3 separate regions of the Homo sapiens genome follow, and all the other regions are linked to region 3. Evidence: read pairs that join two places in POLR2A ChIA-PET (ENCODE). Cell type or tissue: PC-9. All regions are shown on one strand. Region 1 overlaps EFCAB12 (EF-hand calcium binding domain 12). Region 2 overlaps TMCC1 (transmembrane and coiled-coil domain family 1). Region 3 has its middle 19 kb from the start of PLXND1.

Region 1 (8,000 bases), 210 kb after region 3:
GGGCCAGGGTGAGAACCAGAGAATCACCAGGGAGGAGTTCATCGCGGCTGTAAAGGCAGTAAGTGCCACCTGCTTTCTCTGGATGGGCCTAAGTGGGCAGGATGTACATGTACTCCCTCTTTGCCACCCCCGCCCCTCCCCCGCCATGCTGGGTTCTGGTTCAACTGAGAAGTAGACACAAGGAGTGCAAACTGTCAGCCTTATTACTTATTAAGGCTAGAAAATATGGATTAACTTGTGGCCAAATCAGATCCTCAATATCTGCCCCGCACCAGTCTGACCTTGAAAACCCCCACCTGAGTGGAAAGTCTGTGGAGTCCACCTCATAACCAGCCAGCTACCTTGGAGAATCCCTGTCTTGCACAGCAGACCCCAAAACTAAGATCAGAGAAAGCTGGTAGAGTGTCTCCAACTGTCACTGGCATATAAGTTACATGGGTGTCCTGTCGAAATGCAGCTTCTGACCCAGCACATCTGTGGGTCATCAAAAGATGCTGTATTTCTAACGAGCTCCTGGTGATGCCTGTAGTACTGGTCTATGGACCACACTTTTACTTTCACTGGCTATTTATTAATTTAAATCAATTATAAATTTAAAAATCCAGTCTTTCAATCACACCAGCCACATATTTTGAGTGCTCAGTAGTCACATGTGGCAAGTAGCTCCTCTACTGGACTGCACAGATGTGGAACATTTCCATCATCATGGAAAGTTGTATCGGCCTAGCAGAGGTCTGCAAACTGTGGCTCAAGAGACAAGTCCAGCCTGCTTCCTGTTTTTTAAATAGAGTTTTATTGGAACACAGCCACACTCATTCATCCTTGAATTGTCTATGGCTGCTTTCATGCTACAATGGCAGAGTTGAGCAGTATGACACAGACCATATGGCTAGCCAAACCTAAAATATTTACTATCTGAGGTTTTTTGTTTTTAGTTTTTTTTTTTTTTGGTTTTGGGTTTTTTTTTTTTGGTTTTTTTTTTTTTTTTGAGGCAGAGTCTCACTCTGTCACCAGGCTGGAGTGCGGTGGTGCGATCTTGGCTCACTGCAACCTCCGCCTCCCAGGTTCAAGCAATTTTCCTGCCTCAGACTCCCGAGTAGTTGGGACTATAGGCGTGCACCACCACGCCCGGCTAATTTTTGTATTTTTAGTAGAGAAGGGGTTTCACCATGTTGGCCAGGATGGTCTTGATCTCTTGACCTTGTGATCCACCTGCCTCAGCCTCCCAAAGTGCTGGGATTACAGGCATGAGCCACTGCGCCTGGCCTTATCTGACTTTTTATAGAAAAAGCTTGCTAACTTGCTAACCCTAGTCTAGATGAATTACGTTTTTATACATTTTGAATGCAAGATACTTTACCCTAGCATGCTGGCTCATGCCTGTAATCCCCCAACACTTTGGAAGGCCAAAGTGAGAAGACTGCTTGAGGCCAAGAGCTTGAGATCAGCCTGGGTAACACAGTGAGACCCCCATCTCTACAAAAAATTAAAAAACTTATCCCAGTGTGGTGGTACACACCTGTCGTCCCAGCTACATGGGAGGGTCAGATGGGAGGATCACTTGAGCCCGGGAGTTAGAGGCTGCAGTGAGCTATGATCACACCACTACACTCCAGCCTGGGTGACAGAGCAAGATCTCAACTTAAAAGAAACCCAAACAACGACAACAAATACCTTAAACAACTTTAGGGAGTTGACTGTGATGTCTTTCGTGGTTTTAAATTATTATCAGTTTTCTCACACATGTTTTATGACATGTAATTATCTCAACAACATTTCAAAGCATTTAAAGATAATAGTCTTTAATCTCCATAACCAAAAGTTTAAATATTACATTCTTTAGCACCAGGAGAGTTCATTTTTTTGTTTGTTTGTTTGTTTGTTTGTTTGTTTTGAGACGGAGCTTCGTTCTTGTCACCCAGGCTGCAGTGCAATGGCACAGTCTTGGGTCACTGCAACCTCCCTCTCCCTGGTTCAAGGGATTCTCCTGCCTCAGCCTCCTGGGTGCTGGGATTACAGGCATGTGTCCCCATGCCTGGCTAATTTTGTGTTTTTAGTAGAGATGGGGCTTCACCATGCTGGCCAGTCTGGTCTCGAACTCCTGGCCTCAGGCATTCCACCCACCTGGGCCTCCTAAAGTGCTGGGTTTACAAACGTGAGGCACAACGTCCAGCCAGCACCAGGAGAGTTCTGATCTTACTTAGCTCTGATCAAGTTAGTTCTGATCAAGGCTAGGCACAGTGGCTCATGTCTGTTTACCCAGCACTTTGGGAGGCCGAACCAGGCGGATCACTTGAGGCCAGGAGTTTGAGTAAAGTTCAGTGAACAATGACTATTGTCTAAAGAAACTGAAGAACAAAATCATATTTCCTTTAAAACTTTTCTTCTTGAATATCCAATGTTGCTGGCAAGCATTATACACCTCCAGAGTTGCTCATCGTCCTTAAAAGAATGAGGAGTATAGTATTCTTGATCCCATTTTCCAGGAATTAAGGGAGATTTATGTGTTACTTGTGTATAGGGATGATCCACATGTGAAATCATGCTTCGTATCCAGCATGGTAGATGCTGCCATTGAGACTGGTAGGAAGTGGGGTGGGACCCTAGAGGAAGAAGAAACCCACTCTATAAAGATGGTGACATCTGGACTGGACTTTGAAGGAGGGATAGGAGTTTTTCAGGCAGAGAAGGGGAACTGCCTGAGCAAAGGCAAAGGTAACAAAGTGCAGAGTTCATTCAAGGACCGGGAAAGGGCTCTGAGCTGCAGCAGGGACCTTGGGTATAGTAGGGAGTGGTTGAGGATGAAACTGGAAGCAGGATGGGGGTCTGAGGAGGCTGGTAAGGCCTTGGCCATCAGAGCAGGATGTTTGGATGGGAGCCTGCTAGTCTGAAGGTCTTCTCTCTCCTCAGGTCGGAGTCCCTCTGAAGAACCAAGAGGTGGAGGATATAGTGATCTACCTCAGCTCTCTTGGGAAGCACAACACCATCACCATGGATATCCTGGCCAATACCTACAAGCAGTGGTCTATGGCTCAGCAAAGGAGCAGCCTGGCCACTGCAAGGGAGCGTGCGTACCCCTCCCCATCCTGTGCCTCCACCTCCCCGTCCTGGGAGCAAGCATGGTGCAGGCAGCCTTGGCCTCTCCTCCAAACTCACTTCCTCAGTGTGTTCCCCAGTTTTGGCCGACTGTGGTTTGGCCAAGCCTCTGGAAATTTTCAGGCCCAGAGATTAACTAAGGAGTAGATATTCCCTTGAGTGCCCAGCTACCACTGTGTCCATTCAAAGACAAATGAGTCCCAGCCCTTGTTCTTAGAGGAGGATACTCAGCCCACCAGAGCCCACCTGAGAGGCTGAGAACTGACCCAAATGGCAAGCCTTTCCAGAGACATTTATGTGTGTGTGGGTCCAAGGCCTCCTCACTATTAATCCATAGCTTATTGATAAAATTCTTGTTCAGAACCAGAATTAGCACATGTTTACAGTTTACTGGAAAGTGTATTTTGGTATTCTGCTATCAGGGGTATTATGGCAGGGTTGCTGTCAACAGTTGTAAAGGTTGTACATGGCTCAAGTTCCATCTGCCAAGCAATACATTTGTGGGGCCACATCTGTCCAGACAAGGCACAGAGGCAAATTAGAAATGGACTTGCTAAAGCTCTGGCTGTGAATTTACTCTACAACACAAAGGTGCATTGTATAATATTTCTTTATATCTTAGTACCATTCTTGTAGTAAACAAACAAACAAAAAAGAACCATTACAACCACCCACCCATTCTAGCACCCTTCCCAAACATAGCCACAGCTTTGTTTTTCTAAATGAAACAAATCTTGCTCTGTTCCCATCTACCAGGTTGGCAGGAACTTAATCTCATGCATGTTTGGGGCTTCCTTGTCCTCCCTGAGTCACACAGGAGCCCTGGAGGAGGCAGTGGAGGGGTTTCCTAACAATGGTAAAGATCTGGGGTGAGGCCGTTGGAGTTTACAGTCACACCAAGAGGAGTTACTCAGCATCCTCACTGGAGTGGCTCATTTGGGGACAGCAGGCAGCTCAGAGCATCCATTCCTCAGTCCTCCAGGAGATTTTCAATGTCCAGTCTCAACCAGCTGCCCTGCAGAGAAACTATCACCTCCCAAGCAGGGTCTCTGCCTCTCTCAGAGCTCAGGGAAGCTCAGCACCCCAACAGTCGCTCCTGCATGTGTCACCACCCCAACAGTAGTAATCTCCTTTATGTCCAGCACATTTTTAAGGTCACCTCAAGTTGGGCTGCTTTCCCTCTGATACTCTTTGTGCCTTTTTGTTATAAATTACCAAGCTTATCATTATCTGTGTAGCTGGCTGTGAGTCATTTCAATGACCACAGTGTGCTGTGATGCATATTCGCAGCAGAGATATTTTGGGTCCTGTTATTTCCCAGTAAGTAAACACAAAGCCAAGCAGCAGACCTTTGCTCTCATGGTGCTACTTTGGCGTCATCACTGAGTTCTTTTTCCCTGGTGAGCAATAGTGGGTAAGATAGGTAGACTGGGGTGTGTAAGAATTAAAGAAAGAGGAAAGAAACAGGAAAGGTGGCTCAATAGTCAAAGACAGGTTTATTTTAGAGAAAACAAACCTGAGAGGGGCTGCTGGCTGAGTTAGGTCAGAGCCACATTCTCTTACAGACTAAGAGTTTTTAAGGATTCACAGTGGAAGAGTTTATCAGAGGCTTGGACTGCTTCTCTGTCTCTTTGTTGTGTTTATCTGGGAGGCAGAGTTGCGTGTCTGTTTCCATACATCTTTCTGCAGCTGCAGGCATATCCCCCAAGTCTGCTTTTAGCTTCCCTATCTTAGTGCACCTGAAGGGAAAGGAATGTGCTTATTAAGGCCCACAGTTTTACTGGGGCCCATTGTATGAGGGTGAAGTTTGGCAGTCACCCAAGAGACTTTCCCCCGACCTCCCTCTGTGCCTGAGCTGTCTTGTCTGTGTTTTACTGTCTGCTCTTTCTGGCTGCTTATAGTTAGAAGAGAAGTGATTTCCTTGAAATGCATGAGGCTAGAAAGGGAGCTGGAACTTAAAGTGGCGGTGTTTGTCCCAGATGACGGTGCTCCTGCTCTGTCCGGGTGTCTCTCACTTTGTCTAAAGAGGCAAGAGTTTGAGCGTCTTGGCAGGGGTGCCTTCTTCCAGTAGTTCTTCTTGCAGTAGCTCTTCTTCATTCTTGCAGAATGATCTCAGTTTATCCTTTATGTCCGCAGAGGTCAGGATTGCTATTCCTGCTTTACGAGGAGGAAGCTGGAGCTCAGAGAGGCTGAGCCACTTGTTCACAGCCTCAATAGAAGGTGGTAAGGTCAGGATATTATTTCAGCTTGAGACGATGAAGGTCTGAACCAGGGCAGGGACAATGGGATTCTTTCATTCATTGGAATCTTTGTTGAGCAACTACTATGTGCCACTTCTAGAAACTGGGAACACAGCAGTGGGCCAGCCAAAGCCCCAGCTTTCGATGAGCTTGCACCTAAAGGGCTGGTGGTCAGGGACGGCCTCTCTGAGAAGCAGACATTGGAGCTGACATCTGAGTGATTGACAGGAACTAGTCTTGGGGGAAGCACAATCTAGGCAGATAGAACTGTGAAGGCAAAGGCCCTGGGGTAGGATAGCTTGCAAGAGACAGAAGGTGGTCAGGGTGGCTGGGTGGAATGGGTGAAGGGTGAATGGTATGCCATGGACCAGGTGGGAAGGCAGCTGAGGCCAGATGGTACAGCAGGGCCTTGTAGCCCAGGGAGAGGACTCTGGGTTTTGGTCTAAATGCTGTGGGAAGCCAAGGGAATGAGGCGATCTGGTCGGTCGGTCAGTCTGTCTATCTATCTATCTATCTATCTATCTATCTATCTATCTATCTATCTATCCATCCATCTACACATATCCAACATAAGGAGACTCATGCAATGGGGTCTCCTTATGTTGCCTAGGCTGGAGTGAAGTGGCTATTCACAGGTGTGATCATAGCTTACTGCAGCCTCAAATTCCTGGGCATAAGCAATCCTCCCACTTCAGCTTCCTGAGTAGCTAGAACCACAGGCGTGCCACTGCACCCTGCTTTATATATGTGTATATATATTTTTGGGGGGGGATGGAGTCTTGCTCTGCCATCCAGGTTTGAGTGCAGTGGTGTGATCTCTTCTCACTGCAACCTCCACCTCCCGGGTTCAAGCAATTCTCCTGTCTCAGCCTCCCAAGTAACTACTACAGGTGCACACCACTGCACCCGGCTAATTTTTGTATTTTTAGTAGAGATGGGGTTTCACCATATTGGTCAGGCTGGTCTTGAACTACTGACCTCAGCTGATCCACTCGCCTCAGCCTCCCAAAGTACCCTGCTCTATATTTTTTGTTTGTTTGTTTTTGAGAGGGAGTCTCACCGTGTCACCCAGGCTGGAGTGCAGTGGCACGATCTCGGCTCACTGCAACCTCCAGGTCCCAGGTTAAAGCAATTCTGCCTCAGCCTCCCGAATAGCTGGGACTACAGGCACGTGCCACCATGCCCGGCTAATTTTTTGTATTTTTAGTAGAGACGGGGTTTCACAGTGTTAGCCAGGATGGTCTCGATCTCCTGACTTCATGATCCGCCCTCCTCGGCCTCCCAAAGTGCTGGGATTACTGGCGTGAGCCACCGCGCCTGGCTATACTCTATATTTTTTAAAGATCCTATTTGCTGCTTGGTGAGACAGGGTGACAGGACGAGAATGGCAACCAGAGGGCTGGGGTTGGTGCAGTAAGGGACGCCATTAGTGGAGATGGAGAGGAGGGCCACATCTAAGGTACAGCTTAGGTGGCTTAGGTGGGCACTGCCCAGACGTGTGGGAAGGGAGCGGAGGGGTGGCCTGGTGCCTGCTGGGTGACACTGGATAACTGCTTGGCAGGTTCCGTGGCTGGGCACCCTCTTAGTCCCTCCTTCCTTCATCTCTTCCCTCTGACTCCAGATTATATCTTGGCCAAGCACAGAGATTCCCTGAAGGGTCCGCTCAAGAAGCAGGAGGTGGATTCAGCCCCACAGCTTCCCAAAGTGGACCTACTGACGGTGCCTGCAGTCGACACGCAGATGGAGACGCGGCCCATGACCCTGGAGGAGATGGAGGAAGTGGGCAAGCGGTACCGCGAGCGGCAGCGACAGCACAAGGTACCTCGCCAGCCCAAGGAGAGCATGCGGCTTGGGGACTGGAGCAGCTGGGGTTCAGATCACCGCAGCAGCACCACCCGCTGGCTGCAGAACCCTGGGGAGGGGGGTCTTCGCCTCTACAACCACCCCTTCTTCACGTCCCTCATCTGTAAAATAAGAACAATACCTGCCTCCTGAGGTTTTTGTAAAATGTAGTAAGATCCTGTTTCTGAAACTATCACGTCCCCCTCTCCCTATTCTTTAATTATGACTTTTCATCCTTAGACCAGGCCTGCATTTTCATCACAGCTGGAATCCAGGCACCTGGCACAGGGCCTGACACTGGGTAGACTCTCCAGAAATACATGGCAAGTGAAGGAAGGATTGATTGCATGAATTAGCTTGTCCAGTAAACATTTATTGAGAGCCTACCATGTGCCAGGCACTCTTCCGGGTGTTATAGTAAGCATAACAGTCCCTGCCCCTAGGAAGCTGACAGTCTGGTAAGGGAGGCAGACAACATCAATACAATACTACATATAAATATTCATATATAATATAGTCTGGGAGTGGTGTCTCGCACCTGTTAGCCCAGCGCTTTGAGAGGCCAAGGTAGGAGGACTGCTTAAGCCCAGGAGTTCGAGGCCATCCTAGGCAACATAGGGAGATCCTGTCTCTACAAAAAATTTAGAAAGTTAGCCTGGGGTGATGGCATGTGCCTGTGGTCCCAGCTACTCAGGAGGCTGAGGTGAGAGGACTGCCTGAGCCCAGGAGGTTGAGACTGAAGTGAGCTAAGATCGCACCACTGGACTCCAGCCGAGGGGAAAGAGCAAGATCTTGTCTCAAAAAAAAAAAAAAAATTATATA
Region 2 (8,000 bases), 96 kb before region 3:
CCGACATTGAGGATAGTAATTTAGAGCTGCAAAAGTTTCACTCTGTTGTTAGTCCTACTTCTCCTCTACAGATAAGGTATGACTGACTCTTTTTGTTCCATATTAATGCCTATTCCCTTTTGGCCCAAAGTCTGTACCTGTACATACAGGTAGATACAGGTACCTGTCTGTACCTATACAGATTTACATAATTTATCAGATGTTCCCTTCTATTCCTATCCTGGTTCATAGAATGATTATCTTTAGGTTTTTGGGTACAAATGTAGAAATCAAAACATTAGTTGTATCTCCTACCTTTGGCAGTAGACTAAAACCCATACTCCAAAGGACTGTTTACTGCTTTCCCAGACTTTTCTCTTGGCCTTGTGTTAAGATATTGCTAAGAAAGAAGCTCAGAACTAAAAAATTTAGTACGGTTGTTTCTTTTCAATTGGTAATAACCACCATTCTGGGCACTGTTTCTTGTGCATCTTAAAACTAGGGAATCAAAATTTCCTTTGATAGTGTAAGTATAACAAAAAAAAAAATCAATGTTCAAAGTAGATTACTCTTTCAGAGGTTCTTATAAAATGACCTAAAGAAAAGTTTATTAATACAGGAAACTTGCCTATCCAGTCTTTCAAAATTACCTGCTTTGAAACAATCCAGTAATGATTTTTTTCTATTTTCTTTTTTCTATTTCTATAATGACTTTTTTCTATTTCTTTTTTCTATTTACTTAAAAAAATAAGATGCTATGTTTCGTTTTTATTGAAGTAAAATTCTTAAAGAATGAAAAAATTATATTAGAAATTGTACGATTAGGCCGCGCACAGTGGCTCACATCTGTAATCCCAACACTCTAGGAGGCCAAGGCAGGAGGATCACTTGTCAGGAGTTTGAGACCAGCCTGGCCAACATGGTGAAACCCCATCTCTACTAAAAATACAAAATTAGTGGGTGTGGTGGCACATACTTGTAATTCCAGCTACCTGGGAGGCTGAGGCAGGAGAATCACCTGAGCCCAGGAGGCGGAGGTTGCGGTGAGCTGAAATCACACCATTGCACTTCAGCCTGGATGGCAGAGCAAGACCCTGTCTCAAAAAGAAAAAGAAAATGAAATTGTATGATTATCTTTAGGTTTTTGGGTACAAATGTAGATCCTCAAAAACTTTATCAGAAATTTGGAAATCTGTAAATAAGTTATATGTATCTCCTTTTAAAATCCAATATTAGTAAGCTATATGTATAAAAACAAAGCTAGTGTATCTTGAAAAGTTTTTATTTCTTTATTCCTTATCCCTCCTTATCCCACTGAACTATTGAAGAACTTCTTATAGATTTACCTTCCCATTAGTGCTGTAGTACAGTTTTCTTTTATCTCCATTGTCTTGTGTTTCCTGGCTAAATTTTACTTGTTATAAAACTATTGGGTCACTTTTGGTCTAGAATAGAACTTTCATAGTATAAGGGACACCATAAAATGTAAAGGAATGTCTGCATTGCCCTGTTTTCTCTTGGTAGAAAATTCATGTTCTGGCTCCTTTTTTAGTGCCCCTCTTCTTTGGAGGAAGAATTTCTAAAGGCACACATTCTTGAACTAAAAAGAAATGATGATGTATATTAGGTTTGCCTTTTGGGCACATATGAAAAATGAGGTTATTCACACCTTCAGTTCTGGCATATATCCATTACCAAAAATGTATTTCCAGAATATTCTCCCTGTTCCATAGTAAAGTCACAGAGGTGGTTTGGGGTTCTTCAGCTAGGTCGTAGTGCCCAGGAACAGATCAGATCAGAATCAGTATGTTGTTTATGATACAGATCAAATTAACTAATGATTCTTCCAGTTTTCTTCTTCCTGATTATTTCCTCCAGACACAAAATAGGGTCAAGGAGAAAAGTTCTTTTCTACCATTAAACTTTTGAGCTGCCTGTGTTTGGGATTCAAAGTATTTTGGGTGCTTATTGCTTAACTGGGCTGAAGATTATCTCATGTGACACCATAGATCTCTTGTTTTGGAATTGCCATTACTTTCTAGAACAGGCATTCTGTACAGCTGCCAACATGCCCTGAATCCTCTTGCTTCATATTACAGTGATACTGCTTTGTCAGGGTAGAATTCAGCCTCACAGGGCTGGAGTAAGTCTCTGCTGACCTCATGCCACAGTACAACATGTTCAAATCTGGGAGAAACCTGAGGGTTATTCGGCATATTCCTCCTCCTCCTCTCTCACAAGCATGGAGCCCTCACTCTCCTCGGAAACCGTATGTTGTATATGTGTGTGTATCTGTCTTTTAAAAAAAAAAAAAAAAAAATCTCATCCTGAATCCTATAGTTAGTTAGTCCTGCAGCTTTAAGTGGGGGCTGGTTGAATAGACAGACAAAGGAAATAGCCTGAGCTGCTGAAACTTAGCGTTTTTCAGCAGTAGATCTCAGCCAGGGGCATTTGCTATTTTAGGACTGACTTGTGTAAGGTTGTAATAATGGAGAAGCATAATATGTGTTTCCTAGTTGTTCATTTTACCCAAAGCTATTTGGACAGAATGTAGAGGGTGCTCTGTAGCTGTATGGACATGCTCAGATCATCCTGGAGTGTCCCGTCTCTTGTGTGTAATGGGCTGCTTCATTGCAGAGTAAGTGTCATCCTCACTTTCTCAAGCGAAATAGTTACTGGAAAATCAGTGTTTCTTTCAATGAACAAGAGTTTCATTTGCCTTGGACTGCTTGGGAAAAACATGGGTTAAATTCGAAGATGCCAGGCATGCATAACAAATAGGAATTTGATTTAGAGCCACCTGGAATACTTATTAAATTAAAAAAAAAAAATTCTTGATGGATCTAGGTGGCCAAAAAAAAAAAAAAAAAAAGAAAAAGATTTCTTAGTGCTCAGCTACTTATTTTCAAAGTATTTTTCCCAAGGACTTGGAAATTTTCTGAATTGTAAAGCAATATACACATATCTCAGTGTGAAACTTGTATCTCCAGATCAGCAGAACAAATCTCTGAGATAAAACTGGATTGGAGGATGATCCAGCTTTATTCAACACAACCACCATTTTCACATTTCATCCATAGTCCTGAGTACAAACTTAGCCTATAGTTTGATTTTACCATTTTTTTTAGTTGACCTTGCCATTTTTTAGTTGATCTTATAAATGATACATATTTTCTAAGAGATAAATACTAAAGCAAAGGAGATTCTTTATAGTTTTGCCTGATTCTGAAGTTAATGTACATTCATATTGTTTGCTATTGAGCAGTTGGATTTAAGATCCAAACAGATTTTTCACTGTGAAGTTTGATATTGAATTACCCTCTTATGCCTTATGGTTGATAATTTAAATGCCAACTTTTTAAGCAGATTTGTGCCTCTGGTCTGTACCCTCTTTTTCTGTTGTTTGCTATATATCTTGGATTCAAAACCCCTGACACATCTCTGTTTGTTCTGAGGTTATAAAAGGTCAGTTTACTTATCTATTTTATTAAGAATGCTAGCCCAGGGTGAGTGGGGTGATCAGAAGGAAAGGATTCATAGGAGAGCCCTAAAGGAATAGTGGGTGGAGACTAACAGTAAAAGAGAAGTTAACTCCTTTTTTTCCATTATTGATAGTCAGGTGGGGGAGGGCATAAAACATAATTTAAATATTTTTAATTGATTTTATTTGCTGATTGCATTAACTTATAAGAGTAGAGACAGTATGATCAAAACAATATAGTTAGTACCTGAGTGAGTGAGTGTAGATTAAACCAGCAGTCCCCAACCTTTTTGGCACCAGGGACCGGTTTTGTGGAAGACAATTTTTCCACAGATGGGGTCGGGGTGTCTGTGGGCAAGGTTGGAGTGGGATGGTTTGGGGATGAAACTGTTCACCTCAGGTCATCAGGCATTAGTTAGATTATCATAAGGAGCATGCAACCTAGATCCCTCGCAAGCGCAGTTCATAATAGGGTTTGTGCTCCTATGAGAAGCTGATGCCACCACTGATCTGACAGGAGGTGGAGCTCAGGTGGTAATACTCGCTTGCTGCTCACCTCCTACTGTGTGGCCTGGTTCCTAACAGGCCACTGACCTGTACTGGTCTGCGGCCCAGGGGTTGGGGATCCCTGGATTAAACTATTTCCTTGCTTCCCTACCTTTGTCTCTCTCTTACCTGAACTATTTATTGATTGGTAAACTAAAATATTCTCATTGAAACAATGATTAAAATGTTCACAAATGAGGTACTTGCCCCTAGTATCTAAAACTTTTAATATAACAATCTAGATACATAAAACTGCTATAGATAGGGTTTCATATATGACCTCCTTGCATGAGATTGCACACGCTTTGTGTTTTTTGTTTGTTTGTTTTTGAGACGGAGTCTCGCTCTGTCGCCCAGGCTGGAGTGCAGTGGCGCCATCTCGGCTCACTGCAAGCTCTGCCTCCTGGGTTCACGCGATTCTCCTGCCTCAGCCTCACGAGTAGCTGGGACTACAGGTGCCTGCCACCACGCCCAGCTAATTTTTTTTTTTTTTTTTTTTTTGTATTTTTAGTAGAGTTGGGGTTTCACGGTGTTAGCCAGGATAGTCCCAATCTCCTGACCTCGTGATCTGCCTGCCTCGGCCTCCCAAAGTGCTGGGATTATAGACATGAGCCACTACACCCGGCCTGCACATGCTTTGTGAAGAGTTCATTCCAAATTACAGAATGAACATTTTGAAGGCAGGATTTGAGAAGAAAAAATGTAGCTGACTCTGTGGTCCCAGCTACTTGGAAGGCTGAAATGGGAGGATCACTTGAATCCCGGGGCAGGGTAGGGCAGTGGAGGTTGCAGTGAGCTAAATTACCACTGCGCTCCAGCCTGGGTGACAGAGCAAGATCCTTTCTCAAAATAAATAAATACAATAAAGCAGGGTAAGAGGAATTGGAAGTGCTGGACATTGAGGGTAGACTGCCATTTTTAATAGAACAGTAAGCATAAGCTTCATTTAAAACAAGACATTTGAAGGAAGGCTTGAAAGAGGAGAGCAGGTTAGCCGTTCAGCTGAGGAATGAGCATTCCAGGCAGGGGTACAGCCAGAATAACTGCAGGAGTTTTCACAGTGTTTACAAGGAATTAAAAAGAGGTTAGTTGGTATGATTAGAGCAATAATTAAGAGAGGGAAGAGTGGCAGGAATTGGGAGTGTGAGAGATTTAATACAGTGTATCAGTTATCTATTGCTGTGTAACACCCCACCTTAAAACTTAGTGGCTTAGCCAGGCACAGTGGCTTGCACCTGTAATCCCAGGTACTCAGGAGGCTGAGGCAAGAGGATCACTTGAGGTCAGGAGTTCAAGACCAGCGTGAGCAACATAGTGAGAGCTTGTCTTTAAAAAAAATAAAAATTAGCCAGGCATGGTGGTGTGTGCCTGTAGTCCCAGCTACTCAGGAGGTTGAGGTGAGAGAATCGCTTGAGCCCAGGAGTTTGGGACTGCAGTGAGCTATGATCAGGCTACTGCACTGCAGCCTGGGTGACAGAGTGAGACTGTCTTAAAAAAATAATAAAAATATTAGCTTAATATAACTGTTTTATTTGCTCACAATTTTGAGTCAGCCATTTGGGCTGGGCTCCACTAGGTGGTTCTTAGGCTGGTCTTGCCTCGTGTCATTATAGTTGTTGGGGGGCTCAGGTGGACCTAGATGGTCTAAGATGGCCTCCCTTCCTCATGTGTCTGGTAGTAGGTACTGGCTGTTGGCTGGACCTCTCAAGGTTTTATTTTATTTTTTCTTTTTAACACTCATCCACGTAGACAACCTACAAGGATTTTAGCCTGAATAGCTATTATAAGGATGAGGTTGTCAATAACTGAGATGTAAAGTGTGCTGGAGATCTCAGTGCAACAAGAAAGGACAGACTCCAATGCACAAATACTTTTTAAGCCTCTGCTTGTGTCACATTTGCTAACATTTCACTGTTCATGTCACATTTGCTGACACTTCACTTGGCCAAAGCAAGACCATGACCAAACCCAGTTTCACTGGATGGAGAAATACATTCCATCTCTTTTTTTTTTTTTTTTTTTTTGAGACAGGGTCTTACTCTGTTGCCCAGGCTAGAGTGCACTGGCACAAACACAGGTCACTGCAGCCTGGATCTCCTGGGCTCAAGCCATCCTCCTGGCTCAGCCTCCTGAGTAGCTGGGACCACAAAAATGTGCCACCACGCTTTGCTAATTTATTTCTTTTTTGTAGAGGTAGGGTCTCACCATGTTGCTGAGGCTTGGTCTCAAACTCCTGGGCTCAAGTGATCCTCCTGCCTTTTGGCCTCCCAAAATGTTGAGATTACAGGCATGAGACACCGTGCCTGGCCAGAAGCCACCTCTTGACAGGAGTGGGAAATCCAAATTATAAAGGGAAGGGTATACGAGATTGGATGAATGTGGCTATTAATCTACCATAAAGAAGGCCAAATCAGATGTGCCTTTGAAGGCCATTTGAGTGTAAAGGAAATTGAGTGGATAAAACATACTCAGTTTCTCCCACTATCCTCTCAACAACACAATTCTGATGCCAGGTCTGTGGAGATTTCTTCCCACCAGCAAGCAATTCTGCAGCAGACACCAGCTGGGTATCCTTTAATTCAATTCAATTCTGACTCTGTCTACCTGGAGATAGTATTAGATTACACTAGTTGAGGACTGGGTCCCACAAGACTGCATCCCATTTCCAATGCCCATTGAAAGCCCCAGGTTATTTTGCTTGTGCTTCTGACCAACTGGCTGTAAATTGGGGTTTCCACAGCCCCCTCCTTGGATTCAGTTAATTTGCTAGAGTGGCTTACAGAATTCAAGAAAACGTGTATACTGGCCTATTATAAAGGATGCAGATGAAAAGATGCATAGGCAAGGCATATGGGAAGGGATGCAGTGCTTCCATTAAGCCCCCACCCTCCAGGAAACTCCACATGTTCAGCTATCCAGAAGCTCCCTAACCCTGTCCTTTTGGGTTTTTATGGAAACTTCATTATGTGGGTGTGATTGATTAAATTGCTTGCCATTGGTGATCATTTAACCTTCACTCTCCTTCCTTTACCCTCCCAGAGGTTGGGGGGTGGGGCTGAAATGCCAATTCTCTAATTATGCCTTGGTCTTTCTGATGACCAGCCTCACCCTGAAGCTGCCAACCATCAGCCGTCTTATTAGCATACAAAAAGACACATCACTTTGGAGATTCCAAGGATTTTAGTAGTTGTATGCCAGGAAAAGGAGAAGACGACCAAATACAGTTAACTCTTGATCAAAGTGGGGATTAGGGGTGCTGGACCCTCACACACAATCAAAGATCCGTGTATAACTTCTGACTCCCCCAAAGCTTAACTAACAGTCTATTGCTGACCAGAGCCTTATCAATAACATAAACTGTTAACACATATTTTATATATTATATGTATTATATACTCTATTCTTACAATACAGTAAGCTAGAGAAAATAAAATGTTAAGAAAATCATAAGGAAAATGTTATTTTAATTTTAAAATGTTACTAAAATCATAAGGAAGAGAAAATACATTTACAGTACTGTATTTACATATGTTTACAAGACAAATCATCTGTATGAAATGGCAGGCAACCGCAGCAGCAGACCTTAACCTATGGTACATATCAAGCAATCAACTTTTTCTTGTAATGTCATGACATTTTCTCTGCTTCTTGGGAGCACTTCAGTGTCACTAGTCTCACTTCTTACGCATCTCATGGTATTATTCGAGGTTTACAGTATTGTACTAAACACAGTGAAAAATAATAGAGAAGTCTCAAGAGATCGCTTTTTACTGAGATATGCAGTTTACTGGAGAGAGGAACTGGTCACTCAGGTGATTAGTGTCACATGCACTTTAAGTGGATACTTGCAATACTTCACTCACTGCTAGCAACTGGAGGTGGCTGTGAAAATTGTACAGTAGCACAGTATATACTACAGTTAATTTTATGCAGTTTATGCAGTTACGATTTAATACTGCATCTTTGTTTACATTTCTCTTGACTGCAAATGGCA
Region 3 (8,000 bases):
TAGATACTTATTAAACAAAGTAAAATGTTGTTAGCAATGTATTTCTTATACATTGATTGTTGCGCTACTACCCAAACCTCATTTAGTGCACCAGTGGATAAACATTCTTTATTTCTGTGATGAGTCAATGGTCGGCATCGTCTCTTCCAATTTCTCATTTTTATAGAGGTAAGCACTGAGAAGTCTTGTCACATAAATAAGCAAAGGGAAAGGAGGGAGTACTGGAGCAATGCAACACAATTATTCCTTTGAATTTTCTGCCCAAAATCCATAGTAATCCATCATTAAGAATTATTTTTGTTACCACTGGGTAATGGGTAAGTAAAGGTTCATTGTAGAGGTCTCTCTACTTTTGCCTGTGTTTACATTTTCCATAGTAAAAGTTAAAGAAATTATTTTTAACCTCTATTAGTTGACAAGTTGGTTGGATTATCCCCCAATTTTATTGCAAATATAAAATGAAAACCTCCTGACTCTCAGAAGGGTTTATCTCCAGTCTCCGGAGTCCTTCAAGCTCCTCTTCCTTTCCAGACCTAAAGCAATTCTTCTAACTGGCCTTTTGTCTGTCTCAGGATGGGGAGTATGTTCCCCAAAGCTGCCTTCTCAAGGAGTTGGTGCCTTTTGGGGAGTCTTGGATGCCCCATTCGAAGACTGTGGTGGGTGAATCAGGAGGTACCCCTTCGCCAAGAGCCTGGGGAAATGGGCCAGGCCAGGGAGGACGGAAGAATGGCTCCATCTCAGAATGCAAGTGCATCCTCTGCCCGCTCCAGCTCCTCCATGTGCCCTGCCCAGATCCTGGCACTTCTCACTGGAGAGGACTCGGGCCCTGCCCGGGGTCATGCAGTTATGAAGGATGAGGCTAGAACCCTTTGCACCCATCTTTTTCAAATTACTTCAGCCAAAGTAAGCTTGGTGAATAAGTTGCAATTAAAATAAAGGTGAACAAGCCTGGTGTGTTGGCATGCATAGTCCCAGCTACTCTGCAGACTGAGGGGAGAGGATCCCTTGAGCCCAAAAATTCAAGGCTGCAGTGAGCCATGCTGGTGCCACTGCACTCCAGCCTGGATGACACAGCAAGCCCCTGTCTCAAAACAAACAAACGAAATAAAATAACAAAATGAAAAAGGTGAACAACTAAATGTGATCCTGGCCGGTCGCAGTGGCTCACGCCTGTAATCCCAGCACTTTGGGAGGCCGAGGCGGGCGGATCACGAGGTCAGGAGATCGAGACCAGACTGGCTAACACGGTGAAACCCTGTCTCTACTAAAAATACAAAAAATTAGCCGGGCGCGGTGGCAGGCGCCTGTAGTCCCAGCTACTCGGGAGGCTGAGGCAGGAGAATGGCGTGAACCCGGGAGGCGGAGCTTGCAGTGAGCCGAGATCGCGCCACTGCACTCCAGCCTGGGCGACAGAGCGAGACTCGTCTTAAATAATAATAATTAAATTTACAAATGTGATCCTGGCGTGGCTCCTGGATGGGGATGGGAAGGGGATGTGCTATAAAAGACCTCGTTGCGACATTTGGTGATATTTGAGTAAGGTTGTGCAGATTAAATTATTGTATTATGGTTAAATCACTCGATCTTGAAAACCACTGGGGTTGTGCAATAGAATGTCCTTGTTCTTGGGCAATACACATTGGAGGACTTAGGGTTCAAGGGCCATCGCGCCTGCAACTTACTCTCCGATGCTTGCAATGGGGGCTTGAATATGCAAGGGCTGGGGAGCAGAATGTTAAAGCTTGGTGAATCTGCATTAATAAGGGAGGCAGTTCTCGGAACTATTCTCACGGCTTTTCTGTTACTTTGAAATTATTTCAAAACAAAACGTAAGCCTGGTCTCTGTCACCGCTTTGTGGCTGCTTCGAGGAGCGCACCCTCTGTGTCCAAGACCTTAAACTCCCTGCCTGGGGTCTGGGCTCCCGACGTTCCTGCCTACGCCGGTTTGATTGCCCTTCAAGCTTAGGTCCCTCTGCCTCTGCGAACCGCTGCAGGCCCATTTCTTGCACAACCAAAATGAAGTCATACTAATCTTGGCTTGAGAGGAGCCAGAATTTCAGAGCCTCCAACCCTGATGCTTTCTACAACCTGGGAAGCTGAGGCCCGGAGACGGAAGTGACCAAGCGCGACTAGATCTAAAGCCTTCCCGACTTCCATTTTTCTCAGTAGGCAAGTGGTCCAAGCCCCACCGTTTCCTTCTTGGATTTGAGTCTCAACTCCAGCCACTCCCCTCAAGTCTGGTCTCCCACTCTCACGCCCCTCCAGCCACTGGCCTCAAAACCACCGAGCACATCCACGCGGCCCTCGCCGACTCCCGCAGGGCTGCCTCCACCCCGCTGCTTCTTGCCGGCGCATAGCCTCCCAGAGCCTCCAATGACCGCCCAAGCGACTGCCCTCCCTCCCTCCCTCCCTCCTTCGCCTCCCCATCTGTGCAATTGAACATTCATTCATTGCCGCGGACTCGAGGCTGCCCAGTCCTCTTCCGGACAGGGCCCTGAGGACAGGACCTGGCTATCCGGCTTCGCGGTGTGTCCTCAGTGCCTGGCCCAGAGCGGCCAATTTGGCGAGAGCAGGAATCTCTGTCCCTGGTTCCTTTAGTCCCCAGCTTTGCTCCCAAGTGACCATCCGCGAGGCAGCGTCCCCTCCTTGGCATCTGCGGCTTCTAAGACGCTCAAGGGCCCAAGGGGGTGAATGAGGTGTGGGCGACTAACTGTAGCCCTGTCCTCTGGGGGCAGCATGCTGCGCAAGTGATGCCCGGCCAGGGAACGGGGTGCTGGGGCCGCAGTCACCGCAACTTCTGGGTGGAGCAGCGAGGGCCCGGGGGGCTCGGGAAGCTGGGGGTGTACCCGCAGCCGGGGAAGCGGAGGCACAGGACCTGGGCCCAGGGCTCGGAGCCCTTGCTCCCTCCAAGCGAGGCGGGACGAGCACGGGCTGCGGGACCTCCGCCCCGTGCCCCCGCCCCCCTAGGCCGGCTGGGAGCTGGCCAGGGGCTCAGAGGTCGCACCTCTGGCCGCGGGAGGACGAGGCGGAGCCGGAACGGAAGCGCGGACAATGGGCCCTCCGGGGCCGCTTCCGGCCTCTCTCTGCGGGGCGGGAGCACGGGAGAGCCTGGGGCCTGGCCTGGGCGGGGCTCGGGCGCCCTCCCTGGGTTGCCTTCGCAGCACCCCAGCCTGGGCCCCTCCCACCCCTGCCGGTCAGAAAGCAGGGACCCGCCCCGCCCCAGCTCTGTCCCCAGGCTAAGAACCTGGCACAGGCTGGCGAGTATGGAACTGGGTTGTTTTTAAAAACTTTTATTCATTGAGTTATAATTTACATCAGGAGAAGTGGCCTCAGATCTCAAATGTGAAGTCTGGTAAACTTTGCACGTTTATACCCTGTAAATGCTCTGAACAAGACATGGAACATTCCCAGCAACCAGAAAATTCCCTGGTGGCCCTTCCCAGTCAGTCCCTCCCCCCAGCCCCAGCCCTAGCCCTGGCAACTACCCATCTGTGTCCCGTCCTGTGGCCTGGCCTTTTCCAAACAGCATGTACATGGGATCCTGCAGCGTGGAGCCTTTCCAGCCTGGCTTGGAGATGCATCCTTGTGTCGGAGTATCAAGAGGCTGTTCCTTTTCGTTCCATTGTATGGAGGCCTCCATGTGTTTACCTCTTCACCAGCCCAGGGACACTTGGCTTGTTTCCAGATTGCAGAAATTATCAATGGAGCTGTGACAAGCATCTGTACAGGTTTTTATGGACCTGTGTTTTAATTTTATTCCAATATCTAGACGTGGGATTGCCAGGATGCACGTGTCTACATTTGACTTTTTTTTTTTTTTTTTTTTTTGAGACAGTCTCACTCTGTCTGTCCCAGGAGTGCAGTGGCGCAATCTCGGCTCACTGCAAGCTCCGCCTCCCGGGTTCATGCCATTCTCCTGCCTCAGCCTCCTGAGTAGCTGGGATTACAGGCGCCTGCCACCGCGCCCGGCTAATTTTTTTTGTATTTTTAGTAGACACAGGGTTTCACCGTGTTAGCCAGGCTGGTCTCTATCTCCTGACCTCGTGATCCGCCCGCCTCGGCCTCCCAAAGTGCTGGGATTACAGGCGTGAGCCACCGCGTCCAGCCACATTTGACTTTTTTTGAAGAAACTAGCAAAAGGTTTTACAGAGTGGCTGCACCATTTCACATTTCACCCCTGCCCCTGTGGCTCCACATCCTCACCCACACTTGGTGGTGTCAGTCTTTTCTGTCTCAGCCTTTCAAGTGGGAGTAGGGCTGTCTCAAGACAGGGTTGACTGAGCAAAGAGCGAACTCCCACCCAGCGCCTCCCAGTGGTTTCCTGCCCTTCCCTCATCCTGCTCCCAGATGGAGGTGCAGGCAGTGGTCCCAGCCCCAGCTCTACCCCACGAGTCCCCAGGTGAATGCTCCACCCCACGAGTCCCAGGACTGAGCAGGCACGCACCTTCCTATGCTCAAGTCCTCCTCAGACACTGGAGCAGGGAGGCACTGGCAGAGTCCCCAAGTCCAAAGTGATGGGCTGTGTTTCCACCTGGTCCTACCTGCTTAGCCATCTAGCCTTCTTCCCAAACAAGCAGCCTCTGGAGGAATCACTGGAAGACAGATGGGGAAGGGGGCGGTGAACACAGGTGCTGCGTGGGAAGCCGAGGGGATGGGTGGCTGCAGCCTGTGCCCCCAGCAGGTAGGCAGTCCTCATGGTTGGACCACCCACATCCACGGGCCCCCCTGGAGGCCCTGCTCTGCCTCTGAGACCCTGTGACCCTGTGTTTTGGGAGATGGGGTGGCAGTACCAAGGTGAGCCTGACTGCCTTCAGCAAACCTTTACTGTGCACCTACTGTGTGCCGGGCCCTGCTGTGGCCCTGGAGACATATCCCCTGCCCTGGTGAAGGTCCATCCAGTGAGAGAGATGGATACTAGCCCTGATTGGCACTTTGGTCAGGGAGGGCCTCTTTGGAGGGGGATATTTGAGCAGAAACCTGAGGGATAAGAAGGCGGCAGCCCTGGGGAGATCTGGAAAGGGCATGACAGGCAGAAGGCACAGCAAAAGCACCGTCCTGGACCAAGCTCAGTGAGGAGGCCAGTGCTGCTGGAGCGGAGAGCCAAAGGGAAGCCTCGATGGTGCCTCTGCCAGGGGTCCCAGCTACTCAGGAGGCTGAGGTTGGAGGATGGCTTGAGCCTAGGAAGTCGAGGCTGCAGTGAGCTGAGATCGCAACACTGCACTCCAGCCTGGGTGACAGAGTCAGACCCTGTCTCAAAAAAAAAAAAATAAAGAAGTGGAGCTGAGGATTCAGATATGCAGGAAGTGAGGGAAGATCATGTGAGGACACAGCCAGAAGGCACCATCTGCAAGCCAAGGAGAGAGGCTGCAGCAGACACCAACCCTGCAGACTCCTTGGTCTTGGACTTGGCCTTGCAGCCTCCAGAACAGCGGGAGAGGTCACGGGGCCAGGGGGAGGTTTGCTTGCTAGGCTGCCGTAACAAGAGGCCACAGACTGGATCGCTCAACAACAGAAACCTATTTCCTCTCAGTTCTGGAGGGTGCAAGTGGTACAGCCACAGCTCACTGCAGCCTTGACCTCCTGGGCTCAAGCCATCTTCCCACCTCGGTCCTCTAAGTAGCTGAGACTACGGGCAGCAGCCTCCATGCCCAGCTAACTTTTTGTAGAGATGGCGGGGCGGGTGGGGGGGGTCTCACTGTGTTGCCTAGGCTGGTCTCGAACTCCTGGGCTCAAGCGATCCTCCTGCATCAGCCTCCCAAAGTGCTAGGATCACAGGCGTGAGCCACCGCACCTGGCCCTAATCTCCTCATACCATCTCATTTTAACTTAATGAACTCTTTAAAGGCTGTCTCCAGATACAGTCTCATCCTGAGGTATTGGGGGTTTCAACATTTGAATTTGTCGGGGGCACACAGTTTGGACTAAGACAGAAGGAAGAGGAGGCCAGGGCGATTGGGATTGGGGCCTGAGCCCCGGCTGAGTGAAGGAGAGGAGAGCACCACATCTCCTTCCTCAGCCACTGAGCGCCTACTGTGTGCAGCCCAGCCTCTGGGGGTGAGGAAGGCAAGGCTGGAGGTGAGAACCTGGCTGGGAGAGCTGACTCGGGCCTCCTGCTCCTCCGGCCTTTCCTCCTTCCTCCTTCCTCCCGGTGGGGGAGCCTGACCCCCTTGGACAAACATCTTGCGGCTGTTTCCGCCTCGCCAGCCCGGAGCCCCAGCCCAGCCTGAACAAACACTCGGGACTCGTGCTTCCGGCCTTGGCTCTGGGAAAAGCCCAACCAGGAGCTGCTGAGGTCAACCCTGGAGGGAAGTGGAAGGGGGAGGCACCCAGTCCCTACGTAGGGGTCAGCCGGACCTGGCCTGGGGACCCCTTGCTGCTTTTGGAGCCACCAGCACAGTGCTGGGGCTCTAGTGTGCCCCATCTGTAAAATGGGCCTAATTACACCCTCTGGAGGACTGTGGGGCAATGGAAAGCCCTGCCTGGGCCTGGCACCAAGGACGGGTGATATGGCCCACAGGGCTGTGAGGGGCTTTGGGGAGTAAGGTTATCTGAGGTCCAGTAGGCACCCCAAGGGACTGTCCCCAGGGCACCTTAGTGCTGGAAGGGGCCAGACTACTCCTTCCCTCCTGTGGCCGTCCTGTTCTCCTTCCCCTTCTCCCTCCTGTCTTCACAGTCCCCATAGTGCTGTCGGCAGAGCCAGCAGATGAGGTGGCGCCATTTTGGGTGCAGTGCTGGGTTATGGCAGGCCCTCGCATCACACCGAGTCTCCTTCGTGGATACTGATCTCAGATGGGGATGTGTCGGGTCCCAAGCCCAGGCCAAGGGAGCCAGCACTGGGCAAGGACAGGAGGAGGGTGGGGCATTGATGGGGGCCACCGTGGGAATGGCTGGCTCCGGGGCATGTGGTTAGCACACAGATGCCTTCATCCCCACCCAGGCTGAGCAGGAGCCGGAAGCTTCTTTCTAGGAAAGGCTGAGGTTGTGGGGCTCATATGTTCCATGGTCTTCACCTCCAGTCCTGCCCCACCATTCTAGAGCCTCCTGGTCTCCCGGTCAGTGATTAGGAACCTGGCCGGGGTGGGGGTGGGAGTGGACATTTCCAGCAAGGGGACATATGTGTGAGGCTGACGGTGAGGAGTGAGCTCCCTGTCCCTGGAAGTGTGAGCAGACGTAGCTGCATGTGTGGGGCGGGGGAAGGAGTGGCCCTGCCTGACCCTGCCTGTGTTTCCTCTTCATTAACTGCCCCTAGAGCCCTGTGCACTGTGGCATGAGCCCAGCAAGCTAGTGGGCTCTGGGGCCAGAAAACCCCAGGTTCACATCCCAGCTCTGCTGTGTGACTGAGGACTCCTGACCAGGCACACCCTTTGATGCCTGTGAAGGGGTAACACCCTGCCTCCAGGGCTGGCAGGGAACTAACTGAAGTTATTAGGGAAGAGCGCCCACACACAGCATGGTCAGCACCGCTGTCCCACCCCAGCAGCAGCAGCGACCGCCCAGCACCTGCTGAGCTAGGAGGTGGGAGCATGCAGGGATTTGGCAGGAGCATGGAGGGATTGCCCACTCCACCACCCAGGGAAACCAGGCCTGCTTTCTCCACCGCCCACGGGGGTCCGGGCCTGTGTCCACCGTTCAATCCCCCTCCTTGAAAGCCTCGCCAGATAGCCAGATAAAACCTCCCCAGCTGGGGTTTGATTTTTGTTTTTGTTTTTCAGGCAGGATCTGGGAGTGGAGACAATGAAATTAATGTTATTTTTTTTTCCTTCCAAGCAGTTTCTCTTCATTGAGAGCTGTGGGACTGGATTCCACCTCGCCTTCCGGTCTGCAGAGGAGCCGGCAGGAGAGGATGGGTGTGGGTGGGGGAGGTCAGGGAGGGCACGGATGGGGAGGGGAGGGGTCAGGCAAGGCAGGGCCAGCAGTAGCGAAAGACTGATGTGCCGTGCTCCTTCCTGCCTCTGGGTCTTTGCACATGCTGTTTCCTCCTCTCCCTGCCTGAACTACTG

What was found. Peaks named below come from ENCODE experiments on the same cell type or tissue, not always from the same donor. Only the 100,000 strongest peaks of a DNase experiment are listed, where the experiment ranks them.
Region 1: POLR2A ChIA-PET joins it to region 3 with 27 read pairs; 3 of 35 experiments call an interaction of 5 or more read pairs at or near these places.
Region 2: POLR2A ChIA-PET joins it to region 3 with 16 read pairs; 4 of 35 experiments call an interaction of 5 or more read pairs at or near these places.

The regions. Positions count from the first base shown.
Region 1 is chr3:129,410,312-129,418,311 of GRCh38, reverse strand. EFCAB12 (EF-hand calcium binding domain 12) reads left to right here. Exons shown (of 9, transcript NM_207307.3): 3 at 1-58; 4 at 2,911-3,067; 5 at 6,958-7,154. Among named protein-coding and RNA genes, the nearest start is that of EFCAB12, 14 kb to the left of the region's middle. RefSeq lists an enhancer at 7,029-7,529. In PC-9, no CTCF peak of the experiment used is centred here; DNase peaks (open chromatin) are centred at 3,981 and 4,441; H3K27ac peaks cover 1,472 bases.
Region 2 is chr3:129,718,212-129,726,211 of GRCh38, reverse strand. The region is part of intron 4 of TMCC1 (transmembrane and coiled-coil domain family 1); the gene reads left to right. Among named protein-coding and RNA genes, the nearest start is that of PLXND1, 120 kb to the right of the region's middle. In PC-9, no CTCF peak of the experiment used is centred here; no DNase peak of the experiment used is centred here; H3K27ac peaks cover 2,466 bases.
Region 3 is chr3:129,621,963-129,629,962 of GRCh38, reverse strand. No RefSeq gene overlaps it. Among named protein-coding and RNA genes, the nearest start is that of PLXND1, 19 kb to the right of the region's middle. RefSeq lists enhancers at 2,066-2,175, 4,408-5,017, 6,083-6,377, 5,670-6,445 and a silencer at 2,826-3,155. In PC-9, CTCF peaks have their summits at 1,639 and 1,844; DNase peaks (open chromatin) are centred at 1,972, 2,432, 3,082 and 3,830; H3K4me3 peaks cover 2,423 bases; H3K27ac peaks cover 3,594 bases.